2 separate regions of the Homo sapiens genome follow, and region 2 is linked to region 1. Evidence: chromatin loops called from intact Hi-C (ENCODE). Cell type or tissue: gastrocnemius medialis. All regions are shown on one strand. Links, peaks and the distances in the headings refer to the core of each region. The heading gives the core; the rest is flanking DNA.

Region 1 (14,928 bases), core at 8,081-10,580:
AAGGAGCAGAGTCCATAAAAGCTGAATCATCCCATTGTGTAGGTCCCTACCAAAAACACTTGACTTATCAGCTGAGCCAGGAAACCTCATCTTCAGTACACATGAGATATCAGTAGCTGTTTCACAGGTTGGTCATCAAGGGAGGCATTTAGGTAAAGATTCGCATTCTGACTTTATCACTCACTAACTGGAGAATTGCAGCAAGTTACTCAAGCCCTTAATACCTCTGTTTTCTCAGTATTAGGAATGCAGAGTAATGTCTATTACATAGGGCAGTTGTGAAATTTGGGCAAGAGAGTGTGTGTTAAATCCAGAGGCTGACACATAATTAAGTATTCAACTCAGTCAGCGAATGTGTTTACTAAGTGCCAAGTCACCCACTGAAATCAAACCTGTCCGTGGTGCCACAGATACAGCTGTAAGAATGCAGCCAAAACCCTGTCCTCCGCCAGCTCATATTTTAGTGATCCTTATTGTACAGGTCTTGAATTTGACCAATCAGCAGACATAGTGGTTTTTGTTATAATAAAATCTAGATTAAACATATTTATTGGATAATTTTTAAATCTTCAGAAAAAGATTCACAAAATAATATTTTATATTGCAATGTATATTTTTACTTGATTGGTAAAATTAAGATCTTTAATCCACTTTTCTTTCTTTTTTTTTTTTTTTTGAGATGGAGTCTCACTCTGTTGCCCCAGGTGCCCCAGGCTGGACTGCAGTGGCACGACCTCGGCTCACTGCAAGCTCCACCTCCCCGGTTCAGGTCATTCTCCTGCCTCAGCCTCCCGAGTAGCTGGGACTATAGGCACCCAACAACACACCTAGCTAATTTTTTGTATTTTTAGTAGAAACAGGGTTTCCCCGTGTCAGTCAGGTTGGTCTCGATCTCCTGACCTTGCGATCTGCCCACGTCGGCCTCCCAAAGTGCTGGGATTACAGGTGTGAGCCACTGTGCCCGGCTAATCCACTTTTCAGAAAGACTTTTTTGATAGTTAATTTTATGTCAACTTGACTGGGCAAAGGGATGCCCAGATAGCTGGTAAAAGTCCATTCCCAGGTGTGTTTTTGGAAGAGATTTGCATTTCATTTGACTTGATGGGATTGATTTTTGAATTGGTGAATGGAGGTAAAGAAGACCCACCCTCGCCAATGTGGGCATAATCCAGTTCTTTTGTAACCTCCCAGCGGGTTCACCTTGTTCGCTGCTTAGACAGAACCGATTTATCAAGACAGGGGAAATGCAATGGAGAAAGAGTAGTTCACACAGAGCCAGCTGTGTGGAAGCTGGAGTTTTATTATTACTCAAATCAGTCTCCCCGAACATTTGGAGATCAGAGTTTTTGAAGATAATTTGGTGGGTGGGGAGGGGCAGTGAGTTGGGGAGTGCTGATTGGTTGGGTTGGAGATGAAATCATGGAGCATCACTGTCTTCTTGGGCTGAGTTAGCTCCTGGGTGGGGGTCACAAGATCAGATGGGCCAGTTTATCCATCTGTGTGGTGCCAGCTGCTTCATCAAGTGCAGGGTCTACAAAACATCTCAAGCACGGATTTTAGAAGCAGTTTAAAGAGGTTCAGAATCTCGTAGCCTCCAGCTGCATGACTCCTAAACCGTAATTACTAATCTTGTGGCTAATGTTAGTAGCCTAGTTCCCAGGCAAGAAGGAGGTTTGTTTTGGGAAAGGGCTGTTATTGTCTTTGTTTTAAACTGTAAACTATGAACTAAGTTTCTCCCAAAGTTAGTTCAGCCTATGACAAGAATGAACAAGGACAGCTTGGAGGTTAGAGGCAAGATGAAATTGGTTAAGTTGGATCTTTTTCACTGTCTCAGTCATAATTTTGCAAAGGCAGTTTCACTTTCAGAGCCCAAACAGTACAAAAAATGTAGCGGAAGGGTGAATTTTCTTTCTGTGTTGTAGCCAGGACATCCATCTTCTCCTGCCCTCACGTTGGGAGCTTCTGGTTCTTAGGTCTTCAGATTTGAACTTGGGACTTGGGACTGAGCCACACCACCAGCATTCCTGGCTCTGCAGCTTGCAGACAGCAGATTGTGAGACTTCTAGGTCCTCATAATCTCAGCAGCCACTTCCGTTAATCTCTATATATACATATACATATACATGTGTGTGTTCATGTATGTGTGTGTGTGTAGTCCATGTATGTGTGCGTGTGTGTATAGTAACACTTTTGTTACTCCATTTAACCTTGATTACATAACATTCACAAGCAAGTGTTTAAATACAATTCTTTTTTAATTTGAATTGTTTGGTATTTTGTGGGCCTTTTGGTTTAAAGGCTCATATTATTTAGCTTTAAACAATATTCTTGTTTCATTTATTTTATAATTTCTGTTTTTCCAAGTTTATTTTGCTCTAACTCCTGCTATTTTTTTGCCTTCAAGTTTCATATATACATTTTTTGTCATATATATGCATGTGTGTGTGTGTGTCCTTGAAGACAAGAAATATATACATATGGACCTTGAAGACAAGGACTACACACACACACACACACACATGCACACACACATGCACACATGCATGCACATTTTATGTATTTGCATCTATACATGCATAGAGAGCATATATATGTATATGTGTATATATACGTGTGTGTGTATATATGTGTGTGTTTATATGCGTGTGTGTGTCCTTGAAGACAAGCAATGCAGTTGTTGTTTACATGTCCTGTGCCTATCACAATGCATGGGATATGATATGCTTTCAGTAAAGCTTGCTGAACAAATGCATGAATGAATGGGTTAGCAAAAATATTTTAACCTGCCTAAAAGAAACCATAAAATTTATAATTTTTTAAAGCAAGACTGTCATGTATATATCAACAGATAAATGAAAATTTGTTAGAGAAAAAAGAAAAAGCCCAGAATGAGAATATTATGTTCTCTTTATCCAAACTAACTCCTGTAGATGTGAAACTTGGAGAGAAAATAAACAGGATCATTTGCTTAGGATTTCTCTTCTAAGAGCTCTAAATATTGGAAACACACTGAGTAGCAATATTGCATCCAAATCTGTTGGTTAACAAATTAAAAATGTATAAAATAACAAACATCTTCCTTAGGGTAGGCCCATAAAAAATAGATTTACTAAATGAAAGAAGTAGTGTTTCAAAATAATTTCTATCACTAATTTGAAGGTTTTGCTTTATTGCATTTTTTGTTCAATACTGCTAAAGCAATTCTTATCATTTTTTCAGTGATTCTCAATTTTGAACACTTTTGTTACTCTGATTTAACCTTCATTATGTAACATTCCCAATCAAGTGTTCAAATGCAATTCTTTTTTTTTTTTTTTTTTGAGATGGAGTTTTGCTCTGTCGCCCAGGCTGGAGTGCAGTGGCACGATCTCGGCTCACTGCAAGCTCCGCCTCCTGGGTTCATGCCATTCTCCTGCCTCAGCCTCCCGAGTAGCTGGGACTACAGGTGCCCACCACCACGCCCAGCTAATTTTTTGTATTTGTTTTGTTTTGTTTTGTTTTTTTAGTAGAGACAGGGTTTCACTGTGTTAGCCAGGGTGGTCTCGATATCCTGACCTCATGATCTGCCCACCTCGGCCTCCCAAAATGCTGAGATTACAGGTGTGAGCCACCACACCCGGCTGCAATTCTTTTTTTAATTTGAATTGTTTGGTATTTTATGAGCCTTTTAGTTTAAAGGCTTATATTCTTTAGCTTTGAACAATATTCTTGATTTATTTCTTTTATAATTTCTGTTTTTCCAAGTTTCTTTTGCTGTAACTCCTGTTGTGTGTTTTTTTTTTTAATTAAGCTTTCCTGGAATCGTTATCTATATATTTTACTTTTCCCTATTTTTTCTGTATCTTTGTATTTTTCTCAATTAACTACTAGAATAATGTAAGTTAGTATTTGACATTTTGAAATCTTACCATCGATATCAGAGTCACAATTTATGGGGAAAGAAAGAAGGTTAAAACAAAGACAGCGCCTAGCATAATCTCTTTCGCAATAGTGCTGATTAGATTAACTACGTACTAAGTAGAGCAATAAAGTAGCTGCAGTGAATAGTGAGGAAGGACAAGCATCCCATTCAAGCAGCATCAGGAAACCTTTATCTGGCGCTCACCAGCTCTGTGCCCCACGCTGCTGATAGGTGATCAGCATGGCTTTGTCCTTGACCTTGAGGACTGAAAGCTTAATATTTCCTTTTCCTGCCTTCCTTTGCCATATTAAAACAATTCCAAACTGGTTTTGGTGGTGCATACCTGTAATCCCAACTACTCAGAAGGCTGAGGTGGGAGGATCCCTTGAGCGCTGGAGTTCAAGGCTCCAATGAGCTCCAATGGTACCACTGCACTCAGGCCAGGGCCACAGAGCAAACTCTATTTCTAAAGTAAACAAGGACTCATGCGGTGCCTCACACCTGTAATCCCAGCACTTTGGGAGGCCAAGGCAAGTGGATCACCTGAGGTCAGGAGTTCGAGACCACTCTGGCCAACATGGTGAAACCCCCATCTCTACTAAAAATTCAAAAATTAGCCAGGAGTGGAGGCACACACCTGTGGTCCCAGCTACTCGGAAGGCTGAGGCAGGAGAATTGGTTGAACCCGGGAGGTGGAGGTTGCAGTGAGCCAAGATGGTACCATTACACTCCAGCCTGGGCAACAGAGCGAGACTCCACCTCAAAAAATAAAAAAATAAAGTAAACAAATACATAAATAAAAATTTAGAAATAAAGCAATCTCAGTCTTTGAATAAAGCTTCTCATTATATTATGATATAAAAATATTAAATTTTACTCCTAAAAATCTTACAATCACTATCCCTCTTTATTTTCCATTGGACCATACCAGCCAGTCAGAATATTCTCGCACTCTCTAATCCACACTCATCCACAAAAACACACATGCATTCAATATTCACATGCCCAAAAGCTATCTCCACCCATTGTTCAATTTATATAAAGTCACTATTCTATTTCCAATAGTCATCCATCCACTCATTCGAACCAAGGTTCTCAGTTAACTGTAATTCCATGAGCTGCAAAGTTCTTCACCTTTGAAGATGTCACATTGTTTTCTAGAATTTCTCCTTCCTCCTAACAGTCTTGTCACCATACGCATCTTGCTCCAGCTGCCTTCTGGAGCAGGTGATGGGATGAGAGAGGAAGAAGAATCCCTCCTCCCATCTCTCAGAAGTGCAGCTTCTGCCAATCACCATGAAACAGCAGGAACACTGGGCTGAAAACAAGCACTGAAGGAACCAAAGAGTAAATAAATATCAGCACAGACGCAGACCTTGATATCCAGCTCATCAAAGCGTGCTGCACCCTCCCAAAAAACAGTCCCTTACTTGAAAGAGCGTTAGAATTAGAGAGGAGCCTGTGACGCTTGGCAACACCACAGCTGCTCTCAGCAGGGTGCCACAGCACAAAAGGGTCTCAGGAAATTGTCACAAGTGAAGGAAACACAAATGTAAAATTGATGAGGAAAATACCTGCCTTAAAATGATAATGGCAATTGGAAGTATTCCAGATGGCGTCAATGTGGAAATGATCCAGTAAATGAGATTACAGCCGGGTAGTAGCATGCCAGGTCAATCTTAAAAGTTGTTGTGTATAGCGATGTTTATTAATTTGAAAAGATATTCATATATTTTATGAGAAAGAGTCAGGTTTCAAACAATATGTAAGATAGGGTTCTGATGTAAAGACATAAGGAAAAGGAGAGAGCGAACGAGAAATTGACAGGATCTGTAACTATGTGTAATGCTGGATGGTGAATTGTTTTCTTTCTTCCTCTTTGTTCTTTGTTCCTACAGTCTAATATTTATAGTAAGTGTATATTTTACAACTAGACAAAAACTTTTTTTTTTTTGAGATGGAGTCTCGCTCTGTTGCCCAGGCTGGAGTGCAGATGGCACGATCTTGGCTCACTGCAACCTCTGCCTCCCGGGTTCAAGAGATTCTCATGCCTCAGCCTCCCGACTTGCTGGGATTACAGGTACATGCCACCGCACTCGGCTAATTTTGGTATAGACTGAAACATTTTTAAATGTATAAATTTCACACTGCAGTGCAATACAAGGCAGAGAAGCACTTCGGTGCAGTGGGAACTCCGCGTGGGGGCCACATCCCCGGGTTTCACCTCCAGTTCTGCTGCCAAGACATTTAAGAAAGTCATTTAACCATTAGAGCTCATTTCTCCACCTTAAACATGAAGACGCTAAGTCCACTTATGGCTATAAAATCTGGAGTAATCGATTTCTTAAACCCATATATCTACCCACCCTAAACACACTGTTCTTACACACATTGCCAAACTCTCCGGCTCATCGTCACACAGCAAAGCCAAAGACCTCAAACTTTTCTGCCAGGTGACAGCCCTGCTGGAGGCTTCTGGTCACCTTGCACATTCCCGTGTGTCCTCTGGACAGAACACCACGCAAGCCTACACGCCCCACAATCCAGGGGAGGCTGAATTAGCAGCTGTGCAACACCACTAATGTGGAGCCTTTCCAGCTTCATTGAGTTTGACTTAAAATAAATGGAGACTTGTGTGTGTTGGGTGAGGGTGGTGGTGCGTATCCCCATTTTGTTTAATTTGGGAAGGGACTTTTGGTGGCTTTGCCAACCCATGGCAATATTTGCAGTAAAAATTCACAGCTGATTCTCTCCCTTCTGGTCTGTGGAGTCTCCTTGGGAACCACTGATATGAATCCAGCCCCTGTCTACAGAGGTGGAGGATCAGGGGGCGTCTGCAGGAGCATGTGGCCAGGCATGGGTGCACCTAGATGCGGTGAGCAGGGGTACTGGAGAACAGGGTCCCTGACAGAGGGATGCAGGTCGTGGAGGACATCGGCCAGGGACCCTGGAGCGCCATAAAGCTGCTGGGGCTGAGGCAGGATGAAGTCGGCACACGCGATGTTCTCTGTTTCTCAAACTGGGGGACGGCGGGATGAAAGCGGCACCCAGGAAGGCTCAGCCTGGCACGAGTGTGCGAGCTGAACGGAATGTGGACGGTGTTGGCCCAGGACGCAGCTCAGAGGCTGCTGCAGTAATCCCGGCGTGAATGAGGCTGTAATCCCCACAGAATGATGTGCTGGGCAATGTGGAGCCTGGCTTCATTTCCAGCTCTATTTATGGCTCTGAATTACAGGAAAAGTGGGGGAGGGCACTGCTCCTGAAGCTCCGTTTCCTCCTCCCGTGGTCCTAGGTATCTGACCACCTGCAGCCACAGTCCCTGAGCACACTGTGCATGCGGGAAGCCCAAATACACAGATTCTGGAACTTTCCGAAGACACAGAGGGTGGCTCTGTTCTTCCCCTGAAGGCAACTCATCCATGCCACACGTGTCTTTATCACTACCGGAAAGCTCCAATGCGTCCTAACGCCTCCGGTTTGATGGTTGACTCTGTTTCACTCTGAACACCACAGAAGAAGACGGCCGTGCCAAAGATGCACGGGAATGAGAATGTTTGCCAGATAGGAGCACAATTTTCATCAAGCTTGGTTCTTAGGAGTGACACTCACTTTATGACATAAACTCAAATTTCTTTTACACAAAAATCAGGGGCAGTAATAAAAAGGTATTCTATGTGACCGGGAAGCATGGTCAACCGTGAAAACAGAACTTCAAAACAAGAGGCAGAGCCAATCAGGGAACGCTTCCATACAAACAACGTGCACAGCAAGGGCTGAGAAAAATAAGGCCTTTTCCTGGGTATTGTTTTGTGGGACTGCATCACGGTTGCAAAATTCGTGTGCCTCACTGGAAGCACAATGTTCTGCACTTACACCCTAGTAAATATTTTTACAAGATAATACTTCATGATAAAGGTGTTTGGCTCACAAAACCTCTCCCTGTCAACAACTGGAGGTTGACCTGTCACTTGCCCAAAGCTGTACAAACACTGGTGGGGGATATTTGCATCTGTCACTTCTAAAACACCCTCCTTTTTAAATCTAGTATGAAAGACAGTTTCCTCCAAAAAAAAAAAAAAAAAAAAAAAACCAAAAGCTGTTTCTTTTTTTTTCTTTTCTTTTCTTTTTTTTTTTTTTTTTTTTTAATGTTCCTAAGACTGGGGAAATCTGAATCTTTTCCTGAAAGCAGAAGTGACTGGCTGGCATGAATTAATAGGATTCATTGGTGCTGACTCCCCCACCTGCACATTCCTGCCCACAGTCGCGAATCTTGACGATGACATCCATGAGCACAAAGAATTATGCCAGGCAATCCTAGAGAATGGGAGTGTTTAACCTTTTCCTCGCCATCTTGTCTACTTTTATCTCTGCAGAACCCTCTGTGGAAGCGGTGGTCTGACACAAGCATTTCTGGATGACGCTGAACCTGCTTACAACTCCCTGCTGCTGTCAGGCAGAACATTCTCCAAACCGCATGAATTTGGAAGTCTGGACACTTCAGGCATCATCAGGTTTATGGTTTTGTCATAACCCTGCTGAAAGTCCTTTACCATCTCCAGGCCTCCATTTATTTTCTATAAAATAAGGAGTTTGGAATGGCACTGTGTTGATATTCTCCAGTTTTGTGAAACATCGTACTCAACAATCGCGAGCAGGCATTTTACAGACCTTGCTTTCCTAGACCTGCTCAAGTAGAACATTCAGGTCAGTGCTAAGAGTTAATATGCTGCCTCCGTCTGACCTCCACATTATGAAAAAAAATATAAAGGAAAGAGCAAAAGGTAGAGCAAGTAGGTTTCGGGCTTGGTGGAGTAGCTCTGAGTGCTGCCCTGTCCTTGGCTGTGTGTGCCAGGTGAAGCGTCTGTGAAGGTCCCCAGTGGGGTGTGCAGAGCACAAGGGCTGCTTCTGAATGCAGGCACGTGATCTAAGGACACTGTGCATCACCAGTGTGACCCCAGGAGTAGTTTCAGAGCTTTGATAAGACCTAGGCCAGGCTCAGTGGCTCACGCCTGTCATCTCAGCACTTTGGGAGGCCAAGGTGGGTGGATCAGCTGAGGTCAGGAGTTCAAGACCAGCCTGACCAATATGGTGAAATCCTGTCCCTACTAAAAGTACAAAAATTAGTTGGGTGTGGGGGCGAGCGCCTGTAATCCCAGCTACTTGGGAGGCTGAGGCAGGAGAATCATTTGAACCCGGGAGGTGGAGGTTGCAGTGAGCCGAGATCACACCACTACCCTCCAGCCTGGGAGACAGAGCAAGACTCCATCTCAAAAAATAATAATAATAATAATAATAATAATAAGCCCAGGAACATCAGATGTGGGCTGCATTGACGGCCTGCCTCTCTCTACACCACAGGAATCTGGGCTGTAAAGGCAGGATATAAATTCAAGTCCACATGCTATGGAGAAATCAGAGGTTTCGAAAGTATCTCCGTGACTGTTTTTGAAGTCACAGCTAATAATTCACCGTCTGACACTCCGGGGCTTGCCTGGATCTAAAAATAGTTGTTCCCCCGAGCTGGTCGGGGAACTGGCTGAGAAGGGAGGGAGCTGCGTGGAACACATTCTGAACCATCAGGAAACCCAAAGCAAAATCGAATCTTGCCACCTAAGATTTGATTATTAAAAGATGGATTTGACAGCTGATTCCCCATTAATTACATTTGTAAAGATATTTGAAAGACAGGAATGAAATGACAGTGGCCCTGACACAGTCCTTGGGGTTTAAGACGGAGTCTGACATTGTATCTGTCTCCGGTTCTGCAGCAGCTTAGCGACATCAGAGACAATTGAAGCAAAGGGCCCACTTATGGCTGACAGCTGACCCTGCAGCCCAGCTGGGAAGCCCCTGAGACGACCCGGGTCCAGCCATCAGGGAAGGGAACCAGCGTGGCCCCAGGAGGGCTTTAGGCTGAGGCTTCTCCCAGGATGTGGAGGCTCAGCACTTTGCACAAATTGGATTCATGCCAAAGGAAACTGAAAGCCTGCCTTTCTTTTTTTCCCAGTGCACATCTCAGATTATTTGGCCTTTGTCCGAGGACTGAAAACAGTTCTGTGTCCAAGTATGTTTTTAATACCTGATATTTATTTCACAAAAAAGCTGAAATTGCTTTGTGTGTCCAGGCTTGAATGTTTAAGGCATACTTGATTAATACATGTGTGCTGAGCGCTTCCTGGGGCTCCTAGACACTGCCAAAGGTAGCTCAGTGGGGAAATTCAAGGCAATTTTCCCCTTAACTTTTGCTACTTCTGACCATTTTCCACTTATGTTATTATGCTTCTGTATCCATCTGTCTGCCTATGTCTAGCTATCCATCATCTATCAATCAATCACTGTATCTTGCAATGGAGGAATTAACTGTGATGTTTTCAAGCGTGTCGCTTCTCTCATATTCCTATTAACATATTGGAAACGCTCAGCTAAATAGAATAAAGTTTTTAGCCTAAACCTACAGTGAATGTCTAATGCTTTGGGCAAGATATTGAAGGGGTGGGGGAGAGATAATATGAATGCTTTCATAGACACAGCTGGACTTCTTTCCCCCTAAACATGAGTGAGAATTCTTTCTATGCTTCTAGTTGAGATTGTAGATAAATAGAGAAATCACATTTGAACATAGGAAATGGCTTCTGATAAAGAAGGCACATTCCTGTCTCTCTCACACACACATGCACGCATGCACGCACACACGGACCTCCCACCCACCCATCAGAAGCGTATCAGAGGCCTCTGCCTCCCGCCAGGATTCCCGGCTGCAGGACACAGCCCAGCAGGAGAAGCTTTTCCCTCCATTCTTTCAAGGGTGAGTGGACACATAGGCTGGTGTCGCGTGGTTTGCTTGGTCAAGTGAGGTCCAGTTCCTGGAGGTGGGTTTCTTTCAACATCTGAGAACAGTCACATGGCCCATAGTGCAGAGCCTTCAGAGAGGAAAGGCACTGGTTCCAAGCATTTCAGTTTAGTTTCATTCAAATGCAGAAACATGGAAACACAGATTAGACTCGTATGATCAAGTTGTACTCGAGCAAAGAACACAATACCAAATGTTTGATTTCTTAAGAGTGTCCTGAAAGAGTCTCACATACACTCAAAGTTAGTTACCAAGTTCTTTATGAGATCTTTTCTAAGATTATGAATATAATATTTGACTTGTGTAAAGCATCATGTCATTGACTAAAGAAAATATGCATATATATAATATATATATATATACAAAGTTGTATAATATTTAAAATATTTCTGAGTGGTATGGCTTGAAAAGATATTACAGTAACCGATTATCATTGTATGGGAAGATGCTTTATAAAACAAGATTCTTCAATATAGGATATTCTCAGTGGCGTTATTTCTTGACTTCTATTTATCAGTAATAAACTTGGTAGAAAATGTTAAAATAATGTCAGAGGTTATTTAATGGGAAATATGTATGTTTCTTTCCATTATAAGAAACTATATATCTTATAATAGGACATTTTTCTCACCTCACCTAAAAATAACACAGAATGTCTTATTTCATATAAATATTAGTTTTAAAAGGTTTTAGTCATATATCTTGTATCCTATTTAATTTGCGTTCTTTTTACACTTAGAATGAACACAGACCAATTCTAACAAAAACATAATAAACACAGAAGCGACACGTGGGCTAAGTTCAGGTATGAGACATTTGCGCCTTCTGTCCGCAGTGTTCTCAGGAACGTGTCACTGTGGATGCAGACATGGTTTTAATGGGAAAGAGGTAGAAATTTGCCCAGAAAATTGTATGTCATAAGGCATCATCCTGGAGACAAGCCCTTGAACTTGGGCTCTACATTATATAAAGACAATCACTGAAGGTGAAGGAGAAATTGCAGTAGAAGGAGGACAGGTGCTTGGAGAAGTTCCTGTTCTGCCCCAAGGGTGTTGGGGAGGCCAGGAGGAGCTCTGCTTCCTGCAGGGCTGTGTGTTATCAGAGTAGCCCCTGGTGGCCTCAGAATGATCCCCTAGAGAGTGGAAATCGGCATGTACAGTTTGCACAGAGGCAAGCATGCCATATCCCAAGTTTAAATACACCAGTGTGCACCTTTGTATGATGATTCTGACATCATGAATGCAGCAGGTCTCATCGTGATGGGATCTATTTCATAAAAAACATTTTGAGGACTAGAGAGAACCATTTCCTATCACAGTCTTTTTTTTTTTTTAAGACAGAATCTCGCTCTGTTACCCAGGCTGGAGTGAAGTGGCCCAATCTCGGCTTACCACAACCTCTGCCTCCCAGGTTCAAGCGATTCTCCTGCCTCAGCCTCCCAAGTAGCTGAGATTACAGGTGTGTGCCACCATGCCTAGCCAATATTTGTATTTTTAGTACAGACAGGCTGGTCTCGAACTCCTGAGCTTCAGTGATCTGCCTTCCTCGGCCTCCCAAAGTTCTGAGATTTATAGGTGTGAGCCACTGCGCCCGGCCCTCACAGTCAATTTCTTATGAGGATTTTTCTTCTAAATATCCCAAAGAAGCCATGTGGGGCACAGCCCTGGGGTGGTGGGCAAATCAAGAGTCAAACTCTGAATGTTTCCTATCCCAGGGAGAGGGAGAAAAGAATCTAATCCAGAGAGAAATTGGAAGGCTTAGTATAAGAAGTCATGCCAGATTATCAGCTCCTATTTTGGGCCAGGCCTTTGAGGGGCAGCGTCCTGAGCCGTGAGGAGCAGGTGTCAGGCTAGGGCCTGGTGGAGACATCAGGAATCCTTACACAGTTCCAGGGAAGAGGGAAGAAAACCCACTGAGGACTGAGGAGGTTGGTCATGCCAAGTGGAGGTGAGGAGTGGGGCTACAGGAGGCTGATTTCCTGCTGTTCAGCAAGGAAGTCTTGGGTTGTTTGCCACTCACGTATTTTACGTTTCTAACTAAGACACAGGACTTCAGGAATAAGATTGCCCTGGAATGTCTCCATCAGTGGCTCTCTCCTGGGGTTGACTTGGCTTCCCACATCCCACCCGAGCAGGGGACATGTGGCAATGCCTGGAGGTAAGTTTGCTTGTCACAAGTGACAGATATGCACCTACCATCTAGTGGGTGAGGGCCAGGGGTGCTGTTGAACACACTGTGTACAGGACGGTCTCCTACCACAAAGAACTGTTTCCGTCAGAATGTCAACGTGGCTGAGGCTGGGAACACACACTCTAACTCTTTGGAAGGTGCTATGGACTGAATATTTGTGTTCCTTCAAAATTCATGTCGAAATCCTGACCTCTTAAGTATTAGGAGATGCCATCTTTGGGAAGTGATGAGGTCATAAGGATGGAGTCCTTAAGGATGGGATTAGGGCCCTTAGAAAAAATGGCCAGAGAGAGCTCCCTCACCTCTTTCACCGGGTGAGGACCCAAGGAGAAGGCACCATCAACGAGCCAGGAAACAGGCTCCCACCAGACACCGATTCTGCCAGCATCGTGATCTTGGACTTTCAGCCTCCAGAACTGTGAGAAATGAATACTTGTTTAAGCCATGTGTATTGTTACAGCAGCTCGAATGGCAAAGACACAAAGCAAGGACATGGCTCTGATATATTGAACTGAAATGTAAATTATATAACAATATTTTACATATATAGAAAATGTTCACCAAGGCAGGCAGATCACCTGAGGACAGATCAACACCAGCCTGGCCAGCATAGTGAAACCCTGTCTCTACTAAAAATACAAAAATTAACCAGGCGTGGTGGTGGTTGCCTGTAATCCCAGCTACTTGGGAGGCTGAGGCAAGATAATCGCTTGAACCAGGAGGTGGAGGTTGCAATGAGCTGAGATAGCACCACTGCACTTGAGCCTGGGTGACAGAGTGAGACTCCATCTCAAAAATAAATAAATAATAATAAAAAAAGTTCAGATAAATATATAATAAAATGATATAAATTTTAGAGCTATAATTTTAGGCTCTTATATATGTCCTCCCCATAATGGGAGCCCACTGCTCTGGGGTCAGTCAGGTCTCGTAAAGCAACATTTTTCTGGCTGTGTTTGAACTATTTTTCTCTAGTCAGAGTGAAAAGAAAGGCAATCCTGGCTTATAAAGCTAAACTTTGTCACTTGCAGGGAAAGAGTGCAGCTGTGTGTCGTGGGCTGGGTTCTGCGTAACCTCGGATGCCTCTCCTGGCCTCAGTTTGCTCACCTGTCTTAGTGTGATAATAACAGTATCTGCTTCAGTTTCCAAGAGGACTAAATAATACAAAACACATATCTTGGTGTTTTGTGCATAATAAACCTTAAATGAGTATTTGCCATCATTTCTGCAATGTTTAGCTTTGTATCTGAATTATTACACGGAAACGAATCTAAATTCAGAACAACTCACAAAAATAATATATTAACATAAGATCTTTTGAGTTAATTTAAAACATTAAATAATATTTCCAATGAGAGTTCTTTTTCTGCCCTTCTCCTCACCCCCCAAACTGTAAAGTGAACAAAGATGGTATCTGTTGATGGAACCCTGCCTCAAAGAGGTTTGGGAGATGACAGAGTTTGATTGATCTGTCACCTTGTGGAAGAGCCCACTTTACATGCTAACAGCTTTTGAGTTCTTCAGGAAGGAACGGCCTGTGACTGGCTGAATCAGCACTCAGCTCCTGTTTACTACCAAGTACAGTACCATTTATTTACCTTGGAGTAACCCTTCACCCAGCATCGCCTCTTGAAAGCTTCCGAGGAGAGGAAACGTACTTCAATATGAAGTCTTATTTCTCAACAGTTCTCCTGGTCGAGTTTAAAATTTAAAAATTATCTTGCCAAGCTTTCTGCACTGTGATTTATGCAAGAATGGTACAAGAATGAAATGGATTGTCTTGGCAGGCTGAGTCACTGCTACGATATCAGGGAGTATCTTCCTGCTGCAGAGGAAAGGGAACACGTCATGCTCTTTGAGTCACAAACCTTCTAATCATCACCTGTCTGAAAGGGGACCTGTTGTAACTGACTCAGCTGAGATTCGCCAAGCAGGCACGCTGAGTGAGTACAGATACCTGGTTAGCAGGTGAGGATGCTGGGGTGAG
Region 2 (14,928 bases), core at 4,552-7,051, 180 kb before region 1:
TCCTGCATTCACCCATCCATCCAAAAGCTAATGTCATCCAGAAACACCCTCACAGCCACATTGGAAATAATGTCTAATCTGGGCGCCCTATGCAGTCTACTCAAGTTGGCACATAAAATATATAACCATCACAGAGACATTTGCTTTATATGTTATGTCTTTCTCTAATATTTGAAGATTTTTCAATGAGCCCTTCTTTTATAATTTAAAAATATTATAGAAATAAAACATTACAAATTTAAACCTGATTCTAATTAACCATTTTCCCATTTGCCCCAAGAATACTTGCCAGCGGTGCTTGCAATTGCAGTATTTACCCGGTGATAACTTCGCCACAAAATATCCTGCTCTTATTATTATTTTTATATCACTCCGGTATGTCAACTTTGGAAACAAAAGACATCATTCTATTTGTAGCATTCTGTTTTTAGTAGTGGTCGTTCCATTTAAAAAGTGTAGTAACTATCGATCGCTGAAAATGTCTAATCCTAGGAAACGTAGCATTCCTATATGTGATGTTAACATCGTTCTCCAATAGTTGTTGGCCAAAGATTCATTTGGTGAGTCCAATTTTTCCAAAATACATGATTCTGATTATTCGGATAATTCTGATGTTAGTTCTGTTTAGAGATAACTCCAAGAACAGTTTTTATATTTTATTTTCACATTGAAAGTCAGTCCGATTTTCCTTAGCCTCAAAGAGCTCGTCTATGTTAAATGAGCACTGGCAGTGAGCCACACTATTTTTCTGCCAAATGAGAGGAGGGTTAATGGATTTGGTCATTGGCCTCACCCCATACAGACAGGACTCACACACAGTGGTAGATTGAAAAAGGTACAGACAAGCCTTTCAGGCACCATGACCATGCTTGAATCTGGGGCTGGCCATGAGCCTTGCTTTTGCCAATGGGACAATTATGAATCTAATGCAAGGAGAGTCTCGAAAGCATCCAAGTGCTGGAGCTTTTGCTGTCTCTCTCTCTCTTAGTTTTGTACAACACATACACCATGGAAAGGAGCCAGGGCCAGCCTGCTGGAGCATGTGACCCATGAGAGAGGCTATCCAGGAACAACCAACTCAGCCAATGTGTCAGTTGACCAAACTATCTGAGCGAGCCAGGGAAGATCAGCAAAAGAACCACCCGGCTGAACCCAGCCCAAACTGCAGGCCCTCAGAATGGTGAGCTGAGCCACAACTGTCCTTCTAACCTCTCAAGTTTTGTATACCACAAAACTGATATTCAATGTGATATGTAAACATTCCCTCTCCCCGGAAAAGGTGTTCTATCTAAAAACATTCTACACCTAGATCATAGGATGCTTCGAAGAGGAGGTGGAATGATTTAGAACACAGACTAGAAGCAGTCTTTGGATTAGAAAGAGATACCTGTATTGGGTCATAATGTTTATAAATATATATTTCCCAAAGTAGGTATTTATTTATTTGTTTGTTTGTTTTGAGACAGGGTCTGACTCTGTCACCCAGGCTGGAGCACAGGGGTGCCATATGCTGCAGCTGCCACCTCCCAGACTCACTCGACCCTCTCACCTCAGCCTCCTGAGTAGCTGGGACTACAGGTGTCTGCCACCATGCCTGGCTAATTTTTGTATTTTTTGTAGAGATGAGGTCTCATGTTGCCCAGGCTGGTCTCAAACTCCTGGGCTCAAGCAGTTCACCTGCTTTGGCCTCCCAAAGTGTTGGTGTTACAGGCATGAGCCACTGCACACTGCAAAAGTAGACATTTAAAAAGCATATTGTTTTGTCAAAGATGACAGCAGCCCCATGACACCATGCATACATTAAATGTAGAGCACTTGATTACATAATGTCTTGGCAGCATACAGGAGATCAATGTTGTCTCAAAACAAACCCTTCTTCACAGGAAGTGGTGCTTCATTCTCTTTCTTCAGTGTGAGCCAAGGACCAGCTGCTGGAACTGATGACATGAAGGCAAGGTGCCGCTCCATTAGGCTCTGTTTCTTACCTGCTGCAGATCAAACTCATAGAGAAATGATAGGAACAGCCCAAGAACATAAAGAAAGCCCAGAAATATTACAAGGGCACATTTTCCCTCCTCTGATTATTTTTGATAGCAGTTAAAAACATTTCTTAAAGGAAAATACTTTTTTTATCATAATGAAGAGATAGGCAAGCTTTTGCTTACCTCATTTAGTCAGACATCTTTTTTTTTCTCTTATCTCCTTTCTTCATTTTCTGTCTTATCTTACTGGTACCTAGAAAGCAAAATGGAAGCAAAAGAATTTGTGCATGTTCATTTGCAAAGCTGCTGGCTCTGCTGCTGTGGCTGTTTGCAGATGTAACTGGGTGCTAGACGTGCTTCTCTTGTTGTCCTAAAATTTTCAGCAGAAGCTCCCAACTGCACCACTACCACCACCAACAACAACCACAGGCACAAAGGACTTTCGCCCACTGCAGGTGGCTGCTGGACACTCTACTCAGGCTGTGGAGACAGGGGAACAGGGGAGCACCGTGGGCAGAGCTACTGCATCATCACCTTCACCATGATATACGGGAAGGTGACAACATCAGCAGTGAGGGGCTGAGGAGGTTTGGAAAGCGCCTGCCCTGCCTCTGCTTACCCCACGGGAGAAGGGAATTGCTCCCTTCTCACCTCAGGATAAGTCAGATAAGCCTCACAAAAAGCAGTTAAAGAGCTTGAGCCACATCCCTGGGATCTGAGGAAGAAGTGACTAATATTTGACTTATGCCTGAGAAAGGATAAAGGTGAGTCTGGCTGGATCTTTCAGACGGGAGAGAGGCCATACCCTTTTACTGACAATGGGACCACAGTATGCACTTGCTGGATGTGGGCCTCGTGCATGACAGCTGGGTCCCTCTGCTGAGAGGGAGTCTATCCAGAGGCCTCATGCGCAGGAGACCCAGTGGTGTCTATGCCCATCCCTCCAGGAACCTGCCTGGAATTCCATCTCTGGGGAGGAAACGCCAGCAGAGGGACAGACCTGGGGAAGAAAGAAGCTGCTTTTCATTGTCTCCTGGTGGATCTAGTTTATTTAATGCTAAATTAAATTAAATTAGCACCTCCTAATAGATTTGCATCTTTTCAGAGAATCCTTCTGGGTAGCATCGTCCACTCCTTGAGAGAGAATTGACCGGCCTTTGGTAGAAGAGGAGGCATGGTCTGTATGGCAGGAACACAAGGCGTGAAAAGGCCTCACAGGCCCTCACTGGCTCATCCACTACATATTGAGGCTTCACGCATTTGTCTCAAGTCCAACCAGAGCCATGCCTCTTTCAGTCCTTAACCCTTCACCCACACCACCTGTGTGCACAGACATGTATGTCTCAGGGAAGGTTATAAATGAAGCTTATTTGCCATTTACTTCTCTGCATGGACTTTTTTAGGTCCTTCTCTCAGCATGGCAGAATGTATAAAAAATTGATCATTCCTTGTGCTTGAGCTATCAGGGCCACCATATCTGACAAGCACGAGGAGCAGGTTGTTGTTATTTTTGATTGTTCCTGTTGGAACACAGCTATGCTCATTGGTTTACAGTGCCCATGCCGCTTTTATGCAGTGGCCACAGAGTTGAGTAGCAGCAACCGAGACGTTACAGTGCACAAAGACTGAAATAGATACTATCTGGTCCTTAACACAGGAAGTGTGCAAACCACCCCCCAACCGTATAGGATCTGGCAAACCAGACCCTAGAACTGTGGGACGAATACCAAGATGAAGGTCAAGTCCCAAATTCCCTGTCCTTACCTGCCCTGGGGCCAGCTTTGGGACACAGAGCCGTGAGGAACATGGGCTCTCTCTCCTGCCACCCTTCTTCTTCCTCTTACAAATGTAGCCATTTCACTACCTGCATGTGTTCTAAAATCTAGTGTCCTTTACAATTAAAAGCCACCTAGAAACGCAAGCATGCCCATCGCATAGATTGCATGGTCAATGGCTCCATACAGAGTCCCTTTAAAGAAAATTTACCAAAATTTACAACTTAAAAAAAGTGAAAAATTTTACCAAAATTTATAACTTAAAAAAAAGTGAGCCTTTTGCTTCCTGGTAGTAGAGGTTGGAGCTGTGATAATATTATGGGCACATATTATTATGTGCCCATAATAATATGGGCAAGGCACCTCATTTCAGTATGCACCTGTGAGGAACAGGCCAGCCATTGTATCATGTACTGAGTGAATAAACTGAAATCTAATCCAAGAACATGACGTTCGAGGTGAAGGTAAGAAATATCACATTACATTGGAACAGATGGAGCAACAATGACTGCAAATGGATGTGAAATTCACTCGGAAGTTTTTCTATTATTTTTATCACTCTAATTCAAAATACACCTGCCAGCATTCTTTTCTCTGATTCACAAGCACCTCTTTAAAAACAGACACAGTGTAACTAAAAGATAAATATTTAAGGTGATGGATATCCCAGTTACCATTTGATTACATGGAAGTATTAGATTATTACAGGTACCCCCAAATATGTACATCTACTATATATCAATAAGAAAAGGCTTGGAAAGTAAAAAAGGAAAAAAAACAGACATATACACACCCAATAGTGCACGTGCACATAACATCTAATTTTAAGTAGAAACGCAGTGATTTCATATCATAAAGAAAAGGAGTTTGGGGCCTTCCGTGCTGAGCCTTAGTGTTGGTAGGAAACACTAACAGGCAGTGCTGGGGACAAAATCTGTGGGACTCAAACAAAACGAAAATGTGGGTCCCCTTGTGAAGAAATCATGCAGATGGCCAAGGCCAGGACAGCAGAGGGCTAAGCTAAGTTCGTGTCCCATTCCCTGCAGCCAGCACTGCCCAGGAGCCGCCTTCCATTCTCAAACATGTAACACAGAGGCACCCGATGGCAGAGATGGCTTCACGCTAGCTGTGCAAAGCTGCCCACCATCATCCTGGAAATCATGCAGACGGCCAAGCCCAGGACCGTAGGGCACTAAGCTAAGTTCATGTCCCCTTCCCTGCAGCCAGCACTGCCTAGGAGCGGCCTTCCATTCTCAAACATGTAACACAGAGGCACCCGATGGCAGAGACGGCTTCACGCCAGCTGTGCAAAGCTGCCCACCATCATCCTGGAAATCATGCAGACGGCCAAGCCCAGGACCCTAGGGCACTAAGCTAAGTTCGTGTCCCCTTCCCTGCAGCCAGCACTGCCTAGGAGCGGCCTTCCATTCTCAAACATGTAACACAGATGCACACGATGGCAGAGACGGCTTCACGCTAGCTGTGCAAAGCTGCCCACGGTCATCCTGGGCCATGGTGCAAACTAGACGGTGGAGCAAAGGAAGTTTCAAAGCAAGCGCCCCTTCCTCTTCTTGGGCAAAACAACTTCTCTTTTGTGTTCTTCCAGCAGCCTCGACTGTAAAGACCTTTCGGTCACTGCATTAGCCCTTGTCTTTCCATCTGGCTACTCAGCTGCTGCTATTAGCTGAAACATCACTTAAAACAAGAAGCAAGGCATTAAATGTTTCATTCACCCAGGCAGCAGCTGTGGGGAGATAAAGGATGACATGCAATGGAGACTTTAAACACCAGAGCCCTGAGAGGACAGGGGTCTTGGGCGGCACCTCTTATTTTATCGGTGGGCAGCAGGCCTGTCCCAGGGAGTGGTCACTGGGGAGCCAAGCCTGTCAAACACCTTTTGGCAGGAATTGTCACAAAACAGGAACCTGCTGGGAGGACAGAGACATTTCAGCCAAAAAACAAAGGCCCTCGAGCCTTGGGCATTTTATTTTGCTTTGAAAAAAGACCTTTCAGCGAAGAAAATGGCATCATTGTTCTGCTCCTGAGCACTGATACCACAGCGGGGTCACTGTCCCCTAGTGCCCAGCACACCCTGCACAGCCTTGGGGACAGGGGCAGGGGCTGAGGGGCCACAGGAAGGCCCCAGTGAGGGGGAAATTGTCCTTCAGTACAGAACACTCATTTGCAGGGAATGTGGGGCTCGAGCCAAAAGGGCTGGCTGGCTTCATCGAGGCTGTGCATCGTGTTTGAAAGTGTGTTGAGCCATGTTTGTCCCCAGTGCCAGTCCCCACCTCCTATCCGGCAGGGCCGTCCAAGGTCAACGAGAAGAAATGAGTCTTTACTGAAATGCAGAAAGTACTGTGCTTCCCCAGCATCTGGAAAACCTGCCCTCCCTACAGCAGTGCCACTGGGGACAACGCTGTGTTCTCCTTGGGGGTGTGGCCAGTGGCCTCCCACTGTGGAAGACGGCCTGCAGGGCCTCTCTGCGAAGGTGACAACTCCTCTCAGCCGCTCCCTTGGCGAGTCCCTGTGCTAGATGAGCGGCTCGCTGGTTCCGATCATTCCTTTCTTCATTTGTTAACGGGGATTAAAGGACATTTCTCCAAGACCCCCTCCAGAATCTGCAAGACCCAGTGCAAAATGAACATGCAGGCCCCATGAACAAGCAAGGTTAAGAATTTCAAGGCAGTGACGAGGGGGCATTAAAGAACCCAGCATGGGGCCCTGCTAAGCTTGGGCCGGAGCGCCCGCCCAGGTGGCCCGTCCGTGACTTCTGCCCTGTGTGCTTGCCCGGATTGTTAGGAAGAGTGATCAGAAACGTGTGTGAAATCGGAGTGCTGCCCAGCTCTTGATAGATCCCGGGTGGATGATGGTCCAACTTAAACAGATGGCCAGGAAGGAAGGAAAGGTATTTCCGTGGAAATCATCTAAATCAAGATGCAGAGCCCACGTGTGAAAAGAATGTGTTGCTAAGAAGTCATTATTTAGATACAATGAGATCAAACTATATAAAGAAAATGAAGTGGAAATATGGGTTTTACCTGCCCCTCTCTCCTCCCAGTGAGAAAATGGAGTTGAAATATGGATTTTGTTTGCCCCCTTCCAAGGCGAAGAGGACGTTTGATGATGTCCACGTCCGAGGGCTGTGCCTGAGCATCAGAGGCAAATGGAAGTCAGGTCTCCTATGAAGACAGAAGTTCCAGTGACCCCAGTTGGAGAACACCAATCTCTTCTAAAAACAGAAAGTTCAGAAATCACAGCCTGAGTAGGCACTGACAGGTGTCATGTTCGTATTTTTACCCTAGCTCCATACATGAACATTTATTAACCATTATGAACATCTTAGAACAAGTAATTTTTCCTCCCTATGTATTATAACCTAGAGAGTGAAACTAAGAGAGTCTCATAAGGAACATGGACTCTTTCTATTCCCTTAAAAGGCTCTGCATGTAACACAATCTTCCTCACAAGAGACTTAAACAGATCGATCCTGTCCCCTAAAAATGTGTAGGCAGTATTTTCTGCCTGTAACTTCTGAAAACTTCCATAAATTTCCTTTCTGCTGTATGAAAGGACTTCCTTTCATCTATCCTAAAACTACCCTCTTCAAACTTCAAAGGCTGACGCCACAGTTTAAATATTCTGGGATTTGGCTAAGAGGTCCATGATCACGTTAGCAATGCCTTTCATGAATTTACAAACTTTGATCATTTCTTCACCTCGGCCTTCATCTTTCAGACAAAAGAACTCTAATTTTTTCAGTCAGTTCTTACAAGGAAGACATTCCAGCCACCTCCTCCTAACATTTGGTTCCCCGTTCTTCCCATATTGAAAGAATGTATCTGTCTGTCTATAAAAGCAAGATGAGGGATGATACATGCAAAGTTTCCCATGAACAGCTGCAACATAGCTTTTGAAGAGTAGGAAAATATTTTGTTTCTATTTTTAAACACCAGGTTAGATCGTTCTAAGAATGGTTAACTTTTTCTCCTGAGGTAATAACACATTAGACTGATTTTGACAGTGCATAATCCAAGTCCATGGCTCATATCTTTTTAAGATCAAAATTTGGATTACATTTTCCAAAAAGTCCTCCTACCTTCCCTACATTAAAGATATGGGCCATTTTTTTCTACTCATTCTTGCAGCAAAATTAGGTCCTAATAGCCCATAATAGCTCATGGTATTTTAACCTTCCAATTAAAATACAAATGCATTCACAGTCACAGAGTTAGAAGAAACACTATATGATTTTCAAAAAACCACTGAGCATCTCCCACATGCAAAGAACCAGGCCCTAAGAGTTAACGTGAGAAGATGGGAATAAATGTTAATGTGGAAGGTGTATTTTATCTGAGTCAAATCCCTTTATAGACCTTACCAATTGGCTCTTATTCCTACCTGTTCACCCAGGATATTCAGCAACTCGGACATCTGTGAGCCTCAACAGAGGTCTCCTTCCTTAAACCAAGAGGCCTTCTCCCTTGAGCTGATGTTGCCTCCCTACAAGACACTAGGGATGTGGCAATGCCAAGTTAAACTTTGACAAAAATGGTGGGGAAAAAAACACTTTCCTCTTTGCATTACAATCGCTTCAAGGGGTTCCAAATCGAAGCTACGTGCACCCCGACACTTCGTGGAGTTTTTATTTTGTTTCATAAACTCATTCTTGATCTCTCACTGACAGCCTATGCTTTGCATAAAATTAGGGAACAAATACTCGGAATTATCACCATACCCGTAATAAAAGATTCTGTGATACCAGGTTGTGCCTTTTTCTATCCTCAGGAGGACTCAGGGGTGAGATATGTTCAGATGTATTTCAGCACCTGCCATTGACACCCCTTTGGCTAAAGCTCAAATCCCTGTTCCCAAACCAGAGCGCACAGTCCTGTGAGGACAGGTGGGTGGGGGAGAAGCAGTGTCTAAAAATAAGTTTCAGAAATGAGCAGAGGAGCAGGGGCCTGTCCGTAATGTGTTGGAGATTCGACAGGGTTAGAGTTCCTGGTGGCCGGGTGTCAGGCTGCTTTCAAACTCCCGGTCATCATGCGGTTGGAGGTGACTTCAACTCACAGCCTGCGGGTTCTCATTCCCAAATGATGACATCGAGGCACAGGGAGGCTAAAGTTCTTCACTGAGTTTACACAAAATGCTGGTGAGCTACAGAATTACAGAATCTGAGCTGCAAAATCATTCTCTTAACACCACCAGGTAATTCATAAAATATATTAAAAATAGCGTTCATCAATGGACTCCTCGCAAGCATTTCTCTTCATATTCTAACCAGAGTCTAGCTTATAACAAAATAGTTTAAAATATGAGTATTAACTAGAAAGTTTAATTAAACCAAAAAACATTTACTAAGCACCAACTATGTGCAGAGGAGGACGCAGGTACTGCAGAGAATACCAACGCGAGTGATTTTGTTTGAAGGTCAAAGCAGATTCTGGAAAGATAAAAGTGAATTACGTCCTTCCTTTTGATTGCATACTTATGTACAGCCCTGCAAAACTTTTCATTTGTTATGCAAGATATTCCATTATATAAACCATTTTGCCTTTTACCCAAGAGTGCTTCTATTTCTCCTCAATAAGCCTAGCTCTTAGGTTGGTGTTAAGCAATTTCACATAAATGGAGCTGAGATTCTTCAACTTGTAGTTAGAGTTTTCTCACAATCCTGCTTTAGAGATGTGGTCATATTAGCAATATATTCCCCTCAATACCGAGTATTTGGGCTTCCACGGTACAGCATTTGACTAGAGATTGCAACTTTATCTTTGACTTTTGCCTAAAGCTCCGTAGTGGGTGCCATCTGCAGTGAGCAATGTATTTATATCAAGCCTGTCAGTTAAGAGAACCCTCCCAGGCATTTCGAGTTGTGATCTCTACCGTATCTGCTAGAGAGCACTTAATGATTCTAAGAATAGTCTTCTTTCTGCTTCCTCCGTCCTTTCCAGGCCTGGGAGAGAAGCCCAGGCAAAACCTCCAGAGAAATGAGTGCACGCTCACACCTAAGTCTCCGGACGTCTAGTTGACTTTGTCTTTTTTCTCTTAAGACATTGATCACCCAGTTCCTGAGATCTCAGCTAGGGCGAAGTTACTTTCTGGAGAGAGTTGTGAGCCTGGTGTTCAGAATTCTTGGGTGGATTTCTGAATATCAACTTCATAGCAGCCACTGAGTATCTCCCAACCTTCTCCTTTGAGAAGTAGGGCATGAATTCCTGTCTTTCCCACCTCTCATCTCCAAGCTTTTGAGAATACAAGATGAAATAATAAATTTGAAAGTCCTTTACGGACTGTGAAACTTACAATTATTCAAACTTAAATGTGAGTGAACGTGACTAGTTTAAATAATTGCTCACAAATGAACCACAGGTTGGTATTCATCAATGACTTGAAAAAAATAAAACGCCCAAAGTAGCTTCTCACATATTTTTGAGATAGTTAATTATTATATTTCCCACAATAGGGGAGCCCTCAAATAACACTCAGCTGCATCAAACTCTTAATATCTGAAATAGAAAAGTGTACAGTGACAGATACAGAAACGAATCAGTGCATTCAAATTCACAGGACACCTTCCTAGTTTGTCTATGATTTCCTATTGAACCAAATCATGATACCTAAAGGAGAATTCAATTTCAAATAATTAACCAGGTTGTAGCCACTTCTATTCTATAGTATCATTTTCACTCTCAGTTGAGCTTTTAAGAAAACAAAAGCAGACTCAATAAAATAAATGCAATAGTGTTCAAAAAGAAAGAGATTTAAAAGGACTACAAGGCATATTAGCTGTGCAATGATAATTTTACAGGGAGTTTAGATCTTCTAGGCTGTACAGTAAGAACATATCTTGATTTAAAGATTCATTCATTCATCGATTCATCCATCAATCATTTGCTGATCTCTACTAAATGACAGAAACTGGGTTGGGTGCAAGGTGGTTTTTGACTTCACAGAGCTCATGTCTAGTAGGAGAGAGAGAAATAACATTAAAGTACAATAAAGTGTTTCAGAAAGTGTATTTTCTATGAAACTCTGCAACTATTAGGATGTGATTGTTCATGGGCACAGACAGGAAATACGTGTTTAACAATGTCCTCAATAGCCCCAGCTCCAAGAAGGGGTCCCACCTATGGTGGCTGGTTGGCAGATAGTTATTGAAATTCAAAGTGCATGACTAGCATTTCTTGAGAAACTTAGGAATGAATTATAAAGGATATTATGTGTGTGTTAAGATGTTATTTTAGCCTGCTTATTAAAGACAGGAAATTTGTAAGAATGTCTGCAATTCTTGAACTAGAAAATAAAGACTGTCAATTTTTATTCTGAAGGCAACAAATTAATAAAATGTGAAAAGATATGAGACCACTTCAGATTCTAACCCTGTGAATGTTTTTTTCAATTAGTTATGCTTAATTGGTTTAGTAGTTTTGTTGAGGAAAAAAGTAATTCTGAGGTAAGTTGGTAATATAGAAAAGAGGACATTTGAATACAAAGATTTTTTTTTTTTTTGAGTATGGTAGCATATACATGAATGGCAACTGAAAGTTGGGAAGTATGTGGTTTAAGGCATCAAACCAGAGTCACTCGAGGGGAGATATGTCTAAACAGAATTAACCTCAGTGTATTACCAATGTTTTCTAAGATTTTGTTTACATATACCAAAAAAAACAGATTAAATTGGTCAAAGTATGAGTCACATAATCAGTGTATTGGGGGAGTTTTTGAAATCTGTTATTTGGCATACTGGAAAAAAAAGTATATTTCTAGCTACCCTATTAAAAGTTTTTGTTCAATTATTGTTATATTGCATAGATATAATATCAAAAAGTATCAAATTTATGAGGGAAAAGCCTGGTGAAAAAGAATCCTAGAAATTTTTTTTTTCAGAAATCTTATATGTTATCAAACATATGAAAGAGAAGCCTTTGGGAATATAATTGGAAATTGAAACTCAAAGTACATCACAAAATTCATGAGAATGAAGTGTAATTTTATCAATTTTTTTTTTATCCTGGAAGTTTGAGTCTTTCCTTTTCTAACCTGACAGACATTCACCGTTTTGACACCTCTCTGGTGTTTTCTTCTTCTTTATTGCTACAGTAACTAAAAAAGAAGAACATGAAAACTTCATCCAATTGCAGTATTAAGCTCACTTCTAAATTGTATTAATAGCCTATGCTATGAGCATAATGGAGTAATAAATTAAGAAAATGTAAAAAATAAACATAGGTTTAATATTATTAAATGCTGTGGTAATTGTTTTACAGTAAAATTGTATAATGGGATTGTATAAGTTCTTTCGACTCATGTCAATTCAACTTTACTCAAGAGCGAGAGGACAATTTATACAGTTTAGTCAGTGCACCAATTCTTTTCAGCATTCCGCTCGAAATTTTTATCCTGAGTGAGTGTGAGAATGAGGCATTTTTAGTATGCAAGTAACTTCCACCCATTTCAGTTATTATGCCCCCTCTAGTAAAAGAATTTCACTGTAATTATTGCATGTTTAGTGTCTAAATATATGTTCGTGCTTTGCATGGCACCGTCCTCTAAGTGCAAGCCATTTGTTTCACCTGGCGCTTGGTCAATGAGAGAACACACAATCTGTTCAAATGTTGATGGGACGAGAGGTCATGGTGGAATTATTACATGACTGGCTGTGAGTCAGTTCCAATAGGGTACCTTCCCAGGGAATTAGTATGCACAATTGTTTTTGTGTGCTGGCCTGAGGCAATAGCCCTGTATAAAAATAAGAAGGCTAGGACAATTCTAGACAAACGATGACCATTTGAAATGGAGTTTCATGCCAGTGAATCTGTTTCACAAACAAATGGCACTGCACTTATGCAGTGTTCTTAATATTTCAGAACTCGTTGCATCCATCAGATTCTACAACTGGTACAATTCATCCATAGCATGCACTAGTTCAGAAAGAATGACAGGCTGGGCGCGGTGGCTCACACCTGTAATCCCAGACTTTGGGAGGCTGAGGTGGGTTGATCCCCTGAGGTCAGGAGTTGGAGACTAGCCTGGCCAACATGGTGAAACCCGTCTCTACTAAAAATACAAAAATTAGCTGGACGTGGAGGCAGGCACCTGTAATCCCAGCTACTTGGGAGGCTGAGGCAGGAGGATCACTTGAACCCAGGAGGTGGAGGTTGCGGTGAGCCAAGACCTTGCCGTTGCACTCCAGCTTGGGCAACAAGAGTGAAACTTCATCTCAAAAAAAAAAAAAAAAAAAAAGGAATGACAGATGTGGGGTCTTGCCTGCTTATCAAGAGAGAAACTTGCCAGAAGAATTACGTTTATGAACCTATTAATTGCCTAACTTGTCTTGGTTGTGTTATTTGTACAACAGTGTGTTGACTGTAACTCTTTAGTTGTAAGTGCTGAGACCTTTCCACCAGTCACTAACTTCATGTGAAAAGCCTCTGCTAGGAAAGGAGGCAGTTGTCTCACAGAGTCCAAAACAAAACCCAATAGCCAAACTTCAGCAAAGGCCAAGACTGAGCTCAACCTCAGAAACAGGACCAGCACTTCTCCCCAACTCTCCTCTCTCCCTGCCCCCACAACAGTGACTTGCACTCATTCCTTCCCAGAGTGGCTTCTTGAGTGGCGGGGGCAGGGCTGCTGACAGTGCTTGAGTGTTTTTTTACCTCCTCACACTTCTTGTCTCGCCACCACTGTCACTGTGTTTGTGTTACTATCTAGTGTTACCACCAGTATTGCTGTCCTGTGTTACTAGTCTAGTGCTACTATCACTATTACCGTTCTGTTATCAGCAATATTATTTGAGTGTACTATTGCATATACTAATACTATTACAGCTCAACCCCTGGTGAGATATTGGTCTGAATCCTAAGTCTAAAAGCTTGTTGGAGAAAGACTCACTGGCCCTGCCTTGAGTCAAGGGCTCAACTCTGAGCCAAGCAACTGTGGCTCAGCACCAGGTAAATCAAGAATATGGTAGCTGCCTTGTGCATACAACTCAGATTGTGGAGCTGTGGTGTCCTGGAGATTTTTGGGTATATGGAAAGAGAGAGAGAGAGAGAGGGAGGTGATGGATAGACAGGTAGGTAGGTAGATAGATATTTGATAGATAGATAGATAAATAGAGGTAGATGATAGATAGATAATAGGTAAATAGAGATAGATAGATAATAGATAAATAGTGACATGATTGATAGATGGATGGATAGATAGATATAGATACATAGTGGAAATAGATACATAGATATCTGGATAACAGGTAAATAGAGATAAATGATAGTGATAGATAGATTAGATAAATACATAGGTAGACAGATAGATCATAGATAAATAGTAATAGATAGATGATAGCTACCTAGCTAGATAGATAATTGGTAAATAGAGATAGATATAGATAGATGATAGATAGACATAAATGATAGGTAAATAGAGATAGATGATAGATAGATATCAATAGACAGATAATAAGTAAATAGAGGTAGATGATAGATAATAGGTAAATAGGGTTAGATTAGATAGATAATAAATAGTAACAGATGATTGATAGATGAATGGATAGAGATATATAGATGATAGGTAAATGGAAATAGATACATAGAAAGATAGCTGGGTAATAGGTAAATAGAGATAGATGATTAATACATGATAGGTAATTGATAATAGGTAAACAGAGATAAATGATAGTGATAGACTAGATAGATAAATACATAGATAGGTAATAGATTAGATAGATGATAGGTAGATAGATTGATACATAGATAATAGATAGATAGATAGTGATAGATGTTAGATAGATACATAGATACATAGATAGATAGATGATAGGTAAATAAAGATAGTTGATAGAAAGTTAAATAGACAGCTAGAATCTGCACCTTAAATAGAAATAGCACAACAAAATAAAATTTAAAAAGTACCTGAGGAAATTCCTACAGAAGAGTGAGCCTGGAGAAGTACAGTGAAGAGTGAGTTTATCAGAAAACAACTGCATTAATAACATACATGTGCATTAGCTGCAAGTGGGATAAAATTTAGCTGTCAGTTTTCTGGCCGACTTTGCAAGCTGTAAATAGAAGAGGAAATTATTCTCCATTTCCTGATTATGTGCCCTGAAGAAGCTCAGCAATTCTAGCATCCAGACAAAAGAAAAGTCTCTGCCTCGGCTGCAGGGTGGA

What was found. Peaks named below come from ENCODE experiments on the same cell type or tissue, not always from the same donor. Only the 100,000 strongest peaks of a DNase experiment are listed, where the experiment ranks them.
Region 2: a loop joins it to region 1, with 4 times the contacts of the local background. A loop is called at or near these places in 1 of 110 quality-filtered maps.

Annotation. Positions count from the first base shown.
Region 1 is chr10:3,740,414-3,755,341 of GRCh38, forward strand. It overlaps LOC105376360 (a long non-coding RNA gene), which reads left to right. Exons shown (of 2, transcript NR_131187.1): 2 at 8,275-10,351. LOC124902540 (a long non-coding RNA gene) reads right to left here and starts at 14,884. Exons shown (of 3, transcript XR_007062364.1): 1 at 14,540-14,884; 2 at 13,244-13,357; 3 at 11,414-11,605. RefSeq lists enhancers at 1-356, 1,930-2,069, 14,314-14,928. In gastrocnemius medialis, for the core only: no CTCF peak of the experiment used is centred there; a DNase peak (open chromatin) is centred at 9,398; H3K4me3 peaks cover 496 bases; H3K27ac peaks cover 2,500 bases.
Region 2 is chr10:3,565,000-3,579,927 of GRCh38, forward strand. The region is part of intron 1 of LOC105376360 (a long non-coding RNA gene); the gene reads left to right. Among named protein-coding and RNA genes, the nearest start is that of LINC02669, 70 kb to the left of the region's middle. In gastrocnemius medialis, for the core only: no CTCF peak of the experiment used is centred there; DNase peaks (open chromatin) are centred at 4,803 and 6,012; H3K27ac peaks cover 2,039 bases.